3 separate regions of the Homo sapiens genome follow, and all the other regions are linked to region 3. Evidence: chromatin contacts called from ENCODE Hi-C or POLR2A ChIA-PET data. All regions are on one chromosome and are shown on one strand. The core of a region is the stretch at or near the end of the contact, and the rest is flanking DNA. Distances in the headings are between cores, read along the strand shown. Region 1 holds the start of P3H2 (prolyl 3-hydroxylase 2). Region 2 has its middle 22 kb from the start of IL1RAP. Region 3 holds the start of CLDN1 (claudin 1).

Region 1 (3,925 bases), core at 10-2,509, 200 kb before region 3:
GTGGATACTTTGACTGAGACTGCCTCAAACAGCTTCGCCTCCTCCAAGCATACCTTCTCTTTAACCTTTGATCTTTACTTTTTTGTAGGTGAAGGGGAGAAGAGAGAGAAATTTGTTTTGGAACAGGTCTTTCAACTTCACTATTTTGAAGATTCTTTTAAACTTCAGAGAAAAGGTGCAGACTACAGTATAGGAAGGATAAGAGAGAGGAGACAAAAGAAATGGGAAGTGAGAAGGGAGAAGAGAAATGGGAAGTGAGAAGGGAGAAGAGAAATGGGAAGTGAGAAGGGAGAAGATAAATTGTACTAGATTCAGCTTTGTCAATGCCTCATGAATTAGTGCTGAATGGGTACTTTAAACATCACCTTATCAGGACAGTCCTCTTTTTGAGAGAGAAGCTGGCTCTGAGAAAGAGAGAAAAAGACTTGTCCAAGTTAATCAATTGTTGCATACAGAGATAGGGCCACCAGATATCTGGATTCACAAACTGAGACACATATTTAAGGAGACCCAATTCGAAAGACTGAACAGAGATGACGGGGGCAGCAGGGAGGGCTCAAGAGAGCGTGTGAGAGCCGCAGGGGCTTTGCAGTGGAGGAGCGCTCTGTGGGTACCTTGATGTAGGCCCGCTGCAGGTAGTTGTAGGGCACTCTGCGCTGGAAGTCGCTGCGCACATCCTCGCTGACGCGGTGGCGGGATGCGGGGCCCCCGAGGCGCTGGGTCTCACAGCTGCGATAACAGCGCGCCCGCCCCAACAAGGAGCGGAAAAGGGGCAGCTCAGCGCCGGGGCCCTCGCCGGGGGGCGGGGGCGGGAGCGGGTGGCGCGCCGCGCAGTGGCGGGCACAGCGCGTGCGGATTTCCCGCAGGCGCCGGTGGCTGCGCAGCGCCGCTTCCAAGTCGCGCACCGCTCGCTCGTAGTCTCCGCTGTAGTAGGCGGCCGCGCCGCTGGCGTAGAGCAGGTCGAAGGGCTGCAGAGGCCCGGGCTCCAGCTCCAGCTCCCGGCGTGGGCTGTCCGGGGGGCCGCCCCACAGTGGCGGCGGCAGTAGCAGCGGCAGCAGCAGCAGCAGCGGCGGCGCCCAGATGCGCTCCCGCATCCTCCGCCTCAGAGAGGCGCGGGACGGTTACGCTCGAGAGGGCTTCGGGGCACCTCGCGTCCGGGTCCCCTCTCCCACCTTCCCTCGGGGAAGCGCGCCGACTCCGCCGCGATCTGGCCGCTCCGCGAGCCCCAGGTGACCGCCGGCGCTCCGCGTACTGAGAGGCGGAGGCCGTGCCTGGCCAGCCGCTCTTAAAGGGACGCCCACAGCTCACACGCTCCTCCTGCTGCCTGAGACTCCGAGAGCCGCTCTCCCAGGCTCCCCGCTGCAGCGGCGGGGCTGCCAGGGGCGGCACACTCCAGCGCCAGCCAGAGAGCTAGCGCCGCTTGAGGCCGGCCGGGGACGAGGCGCTTTACACGTGAGCTCCCTTCTGGTTGTACAAGTGGATAGTATTAGTCTTCTTTTTGGGAAATAAAGAAAATCCAGCTTAGCAAGGTTAGGGCCTTAATCATATTCTGGAATCTCTGTATGGCCTCGCAGTTTGCAGAGTGCTTCACCTTCTAAATGAAGCCTGGAGCGCCATTTCAGACTGAATCAAACCGTAGATGCCATGTGTACCTACGCAACAAATCTGCGCATTCTGCACGTGTATCCCGGAACGTAAAGTTAAAAAAAAAAAGAATAAATAAATAAATAAATAGAAAAAAAACCCATAGAGGCCCTGTAGGCCCAGATGCGGAGGTTTAAGAAGATAAGTGATTTGCCTAAATGCATAGAGCTGAGAAGTGGCAAAGGACGGACCCAACCCAGGGCCTTTAGAACCAAAGCTTACCGCTTCTTCTCTTGGGGAAGGTTTCTCCCTTACCTTTTCGTCCAACTTGGTGTGGATGTGTGTCCGGGCATTGGATCAGGGCGCTGGGCCAGGGGAAGAACAATATATAGCCTGCCTTTCCTGTGCAGCCCGTGGTTTTACAGGGCCCAGAGAACCTTTGGAGGCAGGAGGAGCTGTACTCGCATTCTGGCTCCGTCCGTTTACCAGCTGTGTGACCTTGGCAACTGAGGGCCTCAGTTTCCTCATCTCCTAAACAGCCAGACGCCTAACACGTAAAATGCTATTCAGAAAAAAATTCTTGCTGTGGGCCAGGTGCAGTGGCTCACCCCTGTAATCCCAGCACTTTGGGAGGCCAAGGCGGGTGGATCACCTGAGGTCAGGAGTTCGAGACCAGCCTGGCCACCATGGCAAAACCCCGTCTCTACTAAAAATACAAAAATTAGCTGGGCGTGGTGGCACGTGCCTGCAGACCCAGCTACTCAGGAGGCTGAGGCAGGATAATTGCTTGAACCTGGGAGGTGAAGGTTGCAGTGAGCTGAGATCATGCAGCCTGGGTGACAGAGTGAGACTCCGTCTCAAAAACAAAAAAAACAAAGAAAAAGAAAAGAGAGGAGAGGAGGGGAGGGGAGGGGACGGGAGAGGAGAGGGAAATTCTTATTCTAAGAGTTGAACAAAGAGGCAATTTAGTATATCCCTTACCTCAAGGAATTAAGCAATCTGCATCAATCTAGGAATGAGAAAGCTGACAGAAATGGTTGCCAGATTCCAAACGACTAGCTGGAGGCTTCCTGTTCCTCCCCTTCTCCTCTGTCACGAATACATTCTTAGCCAAGGTGTTCCCCTCTTTCGTGTTCCTTGGCTTCACACTCTCACAAGAATATTGGTTGGACCCTGGATCCCAGCCTGCCTCCTGGAGGCATTTCTGTGGTCTTCTAGTGCCTGTGAGAATCTCATCAGTCTTTCAGCCCCTGCAATGGTGAGCAGAGGGACAGGCAATGGGAAAAAGACTCACGCATGTATCTAGTTGCTATGATTTTTCCGAAGAAGGCTTTTATGTGGAATCACCACTACGCTGAGGGGCTTGCCAGAGATTCATGCTGATTCCTTCATTCATTTTGTTAGGTTTGACCACTCAGGCCATGAACAGCCCTGGCTGTGTAATTCCAAGAGACACTGATGAATCATGCTCTTTTTTTTTCCCACCAAACGTTACTAATTCGGCTCATATCACTGATGAAAAAGCTCCAGTTTGGAGCTGAATGTATATTGAATGCCTTGGATGGTCAGTGTTCCAGAATTAGCACATCAGTCATCTGCCCAGACTTTTTCTCTAGAGATTGTCTGTTTTCAGATAAAGATTTTGGAGTCTAGTCCAGGGTTATCAGTCCACTTGTGGAAGGTTTTGAAGCACATCAGGATAGGAACTCCTGCTGTGGGACTGAGGGCAAAGTGCCAGGATACCTTGCTACATTCTATTTGTACATTTGGTGACATTTCTACATCATTTAATATATTTCAATTAAATTAACAATTTTTGATGCCTACTCTTAAAGTAAATATTCTAGGTGAAAGAGAAGATAAGTCAGGATTCTTACCTTTGGGAAGCTCACAGTACTGTATAGGAAACAAATTTGATATATATAATGTATACAGCTATAATACAAGGTAGAATGTGGTACGTGTTAGATTAGATTGAAAGTGTTGGCCGGGCGCAGTGGCTCACACTTGTGATCCCAGCACTTTGGGAGGCCGAGGCAGGTGGATCACCTGAGCTCAGGAGTTGGAGACCAGCTTGGCCAACATGGTGAAATTCCGTCTCTACTGAAAATACAAAAATCAACTGGGCGTGGTGGCAGGCACATTTAATCCCAGCTACTCAGGAGGCTGAGGCAGGAGAATCACTTGAACCCGGGATGCAGAGGTTGCAGTCAGCCAAGATCGCGCCATTGTACTCCAGCCTGAGCCACAGAGTGAGACTCAGTCTCAAAAAACAAAAAGAAAAAAAAAAAAGAAGAAGAAAGAAAAAAGAGCTCTGGGAACACAGAGGTTACAAAGATAG
Region 2 (3,888 bases), core at 280-2,779, 170 kb after region 3:
TTCACAAGTAGAATGCTCTCAATAATTATTAGATACTTTTACTATTATACTGTAATTGTTTATTGTAAATCTTTTAAAGTGAATTTAAGACATGTGCATATGTGTATATATTATATATATTAATATGGTAGCTTATTTTTGATTATGTGCTGATGATAATATATGCTTATAGCTTTTGTAAACTCATGTCACATTGTCTGTGGTTATTTATAATACTGTATAAGACACTTATTGACATTTGCAAACTGATAAATTGAATCATGCAGGAAGCTGTTTTATAGCTAACATCCTTTTTAATTTATTTCTCACTCACTTGACTTGATTCATCTTTTCAAGATGAATTGACCAGATTTATGGCTTTTTGTAGGCACAGCTCATGGCAGATCCTTAGGCGCTGTTAGGAAAAAGCAAGATTAAGAAAACAAATCCTCTGTATTTATTAATCTCTCTGAAAATTCATTAAGGATTCTACTTTCACCAAGAGAAATCAGCAGAGACAAGCAATACACATAACTTTTGCTAAGAAAATAGTAAACCTTCTCTCCTTTGGGGAGAGCTGTAAAATTTTAGGAACTTGTCTTGAAATATAAATCTACTGAAGACCCAACTTTCATTTAGTTCCGTTAAACTACAGCCTTTAGCTTCAATCCTATACAGATCTTGTGGTTCTTTACTATGTAGCTATAAATCATCTCATTTGTTTTTACCCAGTAGCAAAAACATTGAATCAAATTATGCATAAAACAAAATCCTGTCTCGCCCGTCAGAGACTTCCCTCCAAGTTGAGATGGATAATATACAAGCTCCTAAGGGATAGACCTCTCCAGACAATTACTTCCTAAGGATCGTAACAGGACAATTTTACTCTCTATTGTATTGACATTTCCTACTCTTCTATTTTAATTCCAAGTGGATTCATAATATTCAAAACAGGGGGAGAAGGGACAGAATTTCAAACCAAAATTGAATACGCACTTTTCAGCGACTCAAGTTGCTACGTAATTCCTCCTTAAAGTTAGTTGCTATGCCTTTGTCAGTTTTCCTTTCTTGCTTCATTAAGTCAATTAGGAGGAGTCTGAGATCAATGATTATTAAAAATTATCTTCTCCAAAGTATAATATTCTCTAAGATGCTACTTTTTCCCCATGATTGAGATTCACCCTTTCTCTAATAAATAACTCCGTTGAAATGTATTACAAACTTAATTCAAATGATCCAATAGTCTAGGTTTAATCAGAAGATAGATAGGAAACACTTAGTTGGTTAAACAGAGGAAGCTGAATATAAAGAATTATTAATGATGACAAAAGAGTAACTATCAGATATAGGGAAAGTATGGTACTCTAGGGTGGAGGGAGTACCAAAGAAGGGATAAAATTGGAAGGCATTCAGACCTCTGTCATAGGTTAGCAAAGATGGCCAGAGCTGGTCTGCAGTTACAGGGCAAACAATAGGCAACTCTCTAGGGAGCAGGTAAGCTGTAGGTGATTGGCAACCTGCGTTGAAGCCGTGTATTCAGTGTCCTGGTACTGACAGAGGATGGGAACAAGCTTGCAGATAAAGCCACGCTGGGCACATGACTCTCCAGGCTACTGGCCACTTGGGCTTATCCAGACAGTCTGGACAGGTGGTTATTTTTAGATCTGTAGGTGGCTTTGGAGGTCACTGAATCACCTTCCTTGACAGTTGAGAAAAGTGAGTCTTGAGCAAAAGGGACTTTCCCACATTTGTACAAAGGTGTAGTGAGAGTGGCAGAAACAAAATTGAGGTTTGGATACAATGGCTGGCAGGTTAGGATTAAAAATCAAAACCAAAGCCACAGACTAACACACAAAGCCACTTTCTAGTTTTGTTTTAACTTTATTTCCACAACTGGTGAGTATAGCTATAAGAACAATGAATCAAGCTTAATCATTTGTGCGCAATTAGTCCATTTTGGTTTATGTTAAGAACCTTCTGTGCTATGACCCGAGTGCACTATCTAATTTGGGAAATGCAAAGGTTTTCTGTCCGAGGGGATCCTTTCATCATTAGCATGTTATGTTCTCACCCTTTCTGGAGCAACCATTTGGAGCTTTTTCTCAAAAACACTTTTATCCAATTTTTTAATATACTTACCCATTCCTAAATCCCTTCACTGTTTGAGTCCTAGCATTGCTCTGACTTTCCTAGCATTGCTCTGCCTTTCTCAGAGGAGAAAGCACAGTACAAAATGCTGGTTGCTAAGCAGTGCCTATTTTTACTCCAGTTGAGCAGAATAGAGACCCACTCAATGAGCTTCTATCATTGAGACTAGTGATGAAACAGCTACTACAGGTTAAAAATTTATCAGTGTTTCTCTGTGGAATCCATAGCAAGGCATCTGGGGCAAGAGTGTGAAATTTAGACCAAGGGCCTGCCCAAGGTAGGTATTGATATAATGATTGGAAAAACTCATAAATACAGACATCAAGTATTGGTTGAGCACCTACTATGTTTAAGGTACTGCATTAGGCAATTGGAGTAAATTATTGGACTAAACAAATTTGGTCCCTGATTTCATACTGCCTATAGAGTAGATGGAAAGACAGACAAAAAAAACAGAAGTGCCAAAATGACAAATAGTGATAAGAAATAAACATGTTGCTAAGAAAGAATAGCAAAGAGAAAGGGAGTTTATTTTAAGTAGGTTACAAAGAGGAAGGCTATCTGAGGCCTACATGCAAAGACCTGGAAGGAGTCAGGCAGAAGCATCAGTTCCTGAAAATGTTTGGGTGAGGCTGGGGTGAGTGTGGGGGGCTGTGAGAAGTAATAGGTGGGCAGTCCATTGCCTCTACAATTAAAATACATCCAGTGTCAAGAGTTCCTTGCAAACTTTACTTCTAAATCCTTAGCCCAAGCCACCATCATTTCTCATCCAGATTGTTGCAATGGCTTTGTGACTGGTCCCCTGCTCTGCCTTTCTGCCTGCAGTCAATGATTCCCCAAACACTCAAAGAGATCCATTAAAAATGGATCAGATTACGGTAATCCCCAGCCCAAATTCCTCCAGCAGTTTCCTATCCCACTTTAGGCATGAGAAAAAATACCTTAAAAGGCCAACCTTTTGTATCTCTGGCCAACCACTGTATCTCTCACTTCACCGACTCCTCCTCCTCCCCTTGTCCATTCCGTTTCAGCCACACTGACGTCTTTGCTGTTCCTCAAACAGGAAGAGTTTGCTCCTACCTCAGGACACTTGCAGTTGCTGTTTTATCTTTCTGGAATCTCTTTCTCCAGTTAACTGCATGATTTACTGTCTTGCCTAATTTAAGTCTTTGTTCAAATGTCACCTTCTGAAGTAGACCTTCTCTGACCATATACAAAATTGCACTATCCCCAGCACTTTCTCTTTTTTTTTTACCTTATTCTTCTCAATAAAACTTATTGCATCTGACATACTATATATTCTATAATTTATTTTACATAAATGTGGAAAATAGAGTTTTAGTAAGCTCCCTTGAATGGTGAAATTCTTTCAATACACTTTAATTTTTAGAACAGCTTGATATTTTCGGAAAAATTGAGGAGATAGCACAGAGCATTCCTCCATACCTGACATCCAGTTTCTCTTATTATTAATATTTTACTTTAGCATGATACATTTGTCATAATTAAGGAACCCATATTGATACATTATTACAAGCTAAAATCCATTGTTTATTCAGATTTATTTAGTTTTTGTCTAATGTCTCTTTTCTAATCCAGGATTCCTTCCAGAATATTCATTCAATTAAGTTGTAGTGTCTCCTTTAGGCTCCTCTTGGCTATGACAATTTCTCTGACTTTTTCCTGTTTTTATTGACCTTGACAACCTGGAGGAGCACTCATCAGAGGTATTGCAGGATGCTGCTCTGTTGGACATTTTCC
Region 3 (3,666 bases), core at 562-3,061:
GGTTTAATAACTCTAAACTATATGGCTTTTGATATACACTATTAAAAGTTGTCCCTTGATAGGAGGTAGACAAAACAAGTTAAGTAAACTTGAACAATGCCAACACTTTTCACCCTTAGCATGCAATGGGGGCCAGTGGGCAGTCACGTTCATCTAGGCAAAGACTAAGGGATCTTTTCTTCAAGTGAGTTAAAGGGCATAACAGACACATGATATAAGACAATTAATGTGATTTCTCAAGGAAGATACTCCAGCCGTGAATCATTATTATCTAAGTAAATGGGAATTTAATGACTTTTCGGACAAGGAACTCGAAACCTTTAATTTAAAAAACAAAGTAAAACAATTATCCTATTATCCTTCTTCCCACCATCCTTAGAAATATGTCTCTCTATACAATCCTTTCCAGTTTTACAGGGGGTCACTGAACATCCATTACACAGAAATTTCTTTGTGGAAGATGGAAACCTAAGGAAGACCCACCTCTTCTTTCTCTCTCACTGCCTTCCACTCCCAGCTGACCTCTGATTTCATCAGCTATGACTATTTTGCTGCATTTCCCTTCAGTGCCTTTACTTTTTTCTTTGTATTATGTTGCGCAGGTTATTTAGAACCTTTCTTGTCAGCCTTTCCCCACCTGCCACCAACCTTCTCTTTCCAAGATAGCACTACACCGTCAGCCTCTACAGAAGACCTTGGGTCTGAAAATTAAAACTTCGGGGGAATCTCAAGCAGCTTCTCCAAAGAGTCTTGCAAGGGGCCTCCCTGCACTAACTGGATCTTATAAATTAAAAGAATCAACCTCAAGCATAAGCAGAAGACACTTAGATAGGACATTTCCAGTAGGAATGTAACTTTTACTATGAAAAAATCATATTAAAGGTTAAAAAGTTATATCTAATACTTGAGGATTATTTATTTAAGCGTGCACACTTGAGAAGTTACCAGGCTTCAAACTTTTTCAGTCATCCCATTTTCTTGTCTGAACTCTACCAATCCTCAATTTACCCCAAATCTCGGAATGCCTAGGAGAGGTCTAAGAGCTCAAGTTCAAGTTTGGCCTTCACTCCCTCAACTCGAACCACCAGCATAGGAATTTAGGATGAAGCCACACCTAGAGTGGCAGAAGTGTCACCCAGGGAGTTAGAGGCAAAACTAGAGCTTATGCCTGGGCGTCGCTTTCCTCAAACCAGGATTCTCTTCATTTCCTTATGACAGAGCACATGATCAGAAGACTTGATCAACTGAAGACTGATAACCATGGAATCACACAACAGAATGAGCCCATAAGGGAGCTGCAGGGGGACTGGGGCCTCTGGACGGCCGCTGTGAGGTGGGGGTGCACTCACTGCTCAGATTCAGCAAGGAGTCAAAGACTTTGCACTGGATCTGCCCGGTGCTCTGCGACACGCAGGACATCCACAGCCCCTCGTACATGGCCTGGGCGGTCACGATGTTGTCGCCGGCATAGGAGTAAATCCTCCACTGGGGCAGGGCAGTGCTGACGATGGCGCCGATCCATCCCAGGAAGGCGAGAATGAAGCCCAACAGCTGCAGCCCCGCGTTGGCCATGACTCGCTCGGGCGCCCGCGCTGGCTCAGGGGTGGCAGGTGCAGAAGGCGGAGAGTTTGCAGGTGGGCAACCCGGACTCCCGAAGGTGGCTGGGCCCCGCGGAGGAAGTTAAGGCGGGGAGCCCTGCTCGCTGCGCCGCCGCTGGAGAAGCTCTGGGTCGGGGTTGGGGTCCGCGCCCGGGGCGGCGCTGGAGTCTGGATACTAGAAGCTGCGGTTGCTCCCAGGCTCGGGAACTGAGACGCAGAACCGCTGGGCGCCGCGATTTAAAGCAGCTCCGCCCGCCTCAGCCCCGGCAGCCGGGGAGCGCCCCCTGGCGGTTTCAGGGCGGCTCACCGAGAGGGCGCCGGGAGCGCCCGGTTGGGGAACGCGCGGCTGGCGGCGTGGGGACCACCCGGCAGGACCAGGCACCAGAGCTGCGTCCCTGCTCGCTTTCTCTCGTGGATCTTCTCGCTCCTGTAAGGCGTTTCACGCTTTTCATTCATTCACTCCAATTATCCAAAAATTACTATGCACTGTACTTGTAAATCCTAACACAAAGATGAAAAAATGATCCTTCAAGAGCTGCAGTTTTAGGTTTAATACTTTTTTCCCAATATCTTATTAAAAGGCATTTCTACCCAACTCCGCGTCTCCTCCCCCATCACACCATTTCTCTCTCCTTTGCTTGGCTTCCTCCCCCTTCTTTCCTCTCTCTGCTCTCTTCTGTCAAGGTCGTTCCATCACTTGTCTCTGCAAGGAGCCTCAGAGACTTTTACACTCTACAGATTGGGAAACAGACCCAGAGAGCAACATGATTTACACACACACACACACACACACACAGACACACTCACGCACGGAGCATATCCAGTACTTGGCTCCCCTCCCAATCTGCTTTCCACTACATATCAAGTTGACCCAAAATATCCCCTTTGATCTATGATTGTCCTTTTTGATGTATTATTGTCCTTATGAAACTGCAGGCTAGCAGCCCTTCCCCGCCAAACACCAACCTCCTCCCCACAGCAGTTATGTCTTAGAGCAGCAATTCATTATCAGAGGGACCTGGCCAGTGCCCCGCTCTCCCTGAAAGGTGTTAATTTTGTGAGTTATCAAATGTTGTTCGTCGCAGGTGAGGACATGTAAACAGCGTTTCCCCAGTGGCAAAAGGACTGGGCTGGAGTTGAGGAAGTCTGGGCTCTGGTTCCAGCTTTTACTGTGACTGGCTATCTCACCCCTCCGGTTTCGGTCTCGCTGGGACTGTAGTTTCCCTCTATGTTTCTCCAAAGCTTCCTTCTTTGTAGTTAGTCAGAAGTGCTGTTGTGGTTAGGAATCATTGAAATGTTTTTCCAACTGCTTTTTGTGTGTGGTGCGAGTGTGGTGGGAGGGGAAGCTTCTATGGTTTTAGTAAAAACAGAAGCATCTTGGAAGCAGAAATAAACATATTAAGGATAAAATAAGATATACCCTTATATACCATGGCAACTGCTAGTTGGTGACAGAGAAGGAAAGGTGCAAATTCTCAAGGTGGGAATGGGAAGAAAGGCCAAGCCCCACCACCTTCATTTCCACCTGGCTCTCCCTGGATGCCTTTCATGTAGGCTTAAAACTAAAGGACTTGGCCGTGCTAGGATTTAGGGACAAGCAATGAAGAATGTAAGACAGGAGCTAGATGAAGACAATTAATTTGGACTGAGATTAACACAGTGAATACTGTCTTTCTCCTATCAGCTGTTTAGGACAAGACCATGTTCGTGTTGTATCCCAGGGTTAGGGCCTGCAGTCAGTACTACTGTCTAGGTCTCAGTGGATGTTCTGTGGGTGCCTGTCAGTGTGGATGAAGATGTATCAATCACATTTGATTTTGTAAAAATTCCCTGATCAGAGAAGGCACTGGAATTTGCTGCAGGACTAGAGCAGTACCATGTGAATCATATAATCTCATTTTCTTCTTTTTTTTGTTCCAAACATTTAAGAATTAAAAGTATTATTAAACACCCGGGCACGGTGGCTCAGGCCAGGCGCAGTGGCTCACGCCTGTAATCCCAACACTTTGGGAGGCTGAGGCAGGCGGATCACTTGAGATCAGGAGTTCGAGATCAGCCTGGCCAACAT

What was found. A loop is a pair of places that touch in the nucleus more often than their neighbours do. ChIA-PET counts read pairs that join two places held with the same protein, here RNA polymerase II (POLR2A). Pooled maps may share reads with other maps.
Region 1: a map of PC-9 shows a loop between it and region 3 (4-fold over the local background). The contact joins the promoter of P3H2 here to the promoter of CLDN1 in region 3. A Hi-C loop is called at or near these places in 13 of 168 maps with a recorded cell type or tissue (Caco-2, Calu3, IMR-90 and 10 more), 1 of 37 single-sample maps with no recorded cell type and 17 of 50 pooled maps. POLR2A ChIA-PET finds 5 or more read pairs at or near these places in 3 of 52 experiments (MCF 10A, T-cell and WTC11).
Region 2: a loop to region 3 is called in a pooled map, with 14 times the contacts of the local background. The contact joins the enhancer-like site here to the promoter of CLDN1 in region 3. A Hi-C loop is called at or near these places in 7 of 50 pooled maps.

The regions. Positions count from the first base shown.
Region 1 is chr3:190,119,638-190,123,562 of GRCh38, forward strand. P3H2 (prolyl 3-hydroxylase 2) reads right to left here and starts at 1,260. Exons shown (of 15, transcript NM_018192.4): 1 at 615-1,260. The coding sequence starts at 1,094. It overlaps P3H2-AS1 (P3H2 antisense RNA 1), which reads left to right and starts at 1,327. Exons shown (of 4, transcript NR_126419.1): 1 at 1,327-1,452. RefSeq lists silencers at 737-816, 1,027-1,256, 1,203-1,497 and an enhancer at 1,467-1,646.
Region 2 is chr3:190,490,109-190,493,996 of GRCh38, forward strand. No RefSeq gene overlaps it. Among named protein-coding and RNA genes, the nearest start is that of IL1RAP, 22 kb to the right of the region's middle. Within about 2 kb of position 1,530, at least 4 of the 41 ENCODE cell types and tissues checked have a DNase peak (open chromatin) inside an H3K27ac peak, as active enhancers do.
Region 3 is chr3:190,320,635-190,324,300 of GRCh38, forward strand. CLDN1 (claudin 1) reads right to left here and starts at 1,812. Exons shown (of 4, transcript NM_021101.5): 1 at 1,350-1,812. The coding sequence starts at 1,572. It also overlaps a transcript of CLDN16 not described here. RefSeq lists a silencer at 1,803-1,962.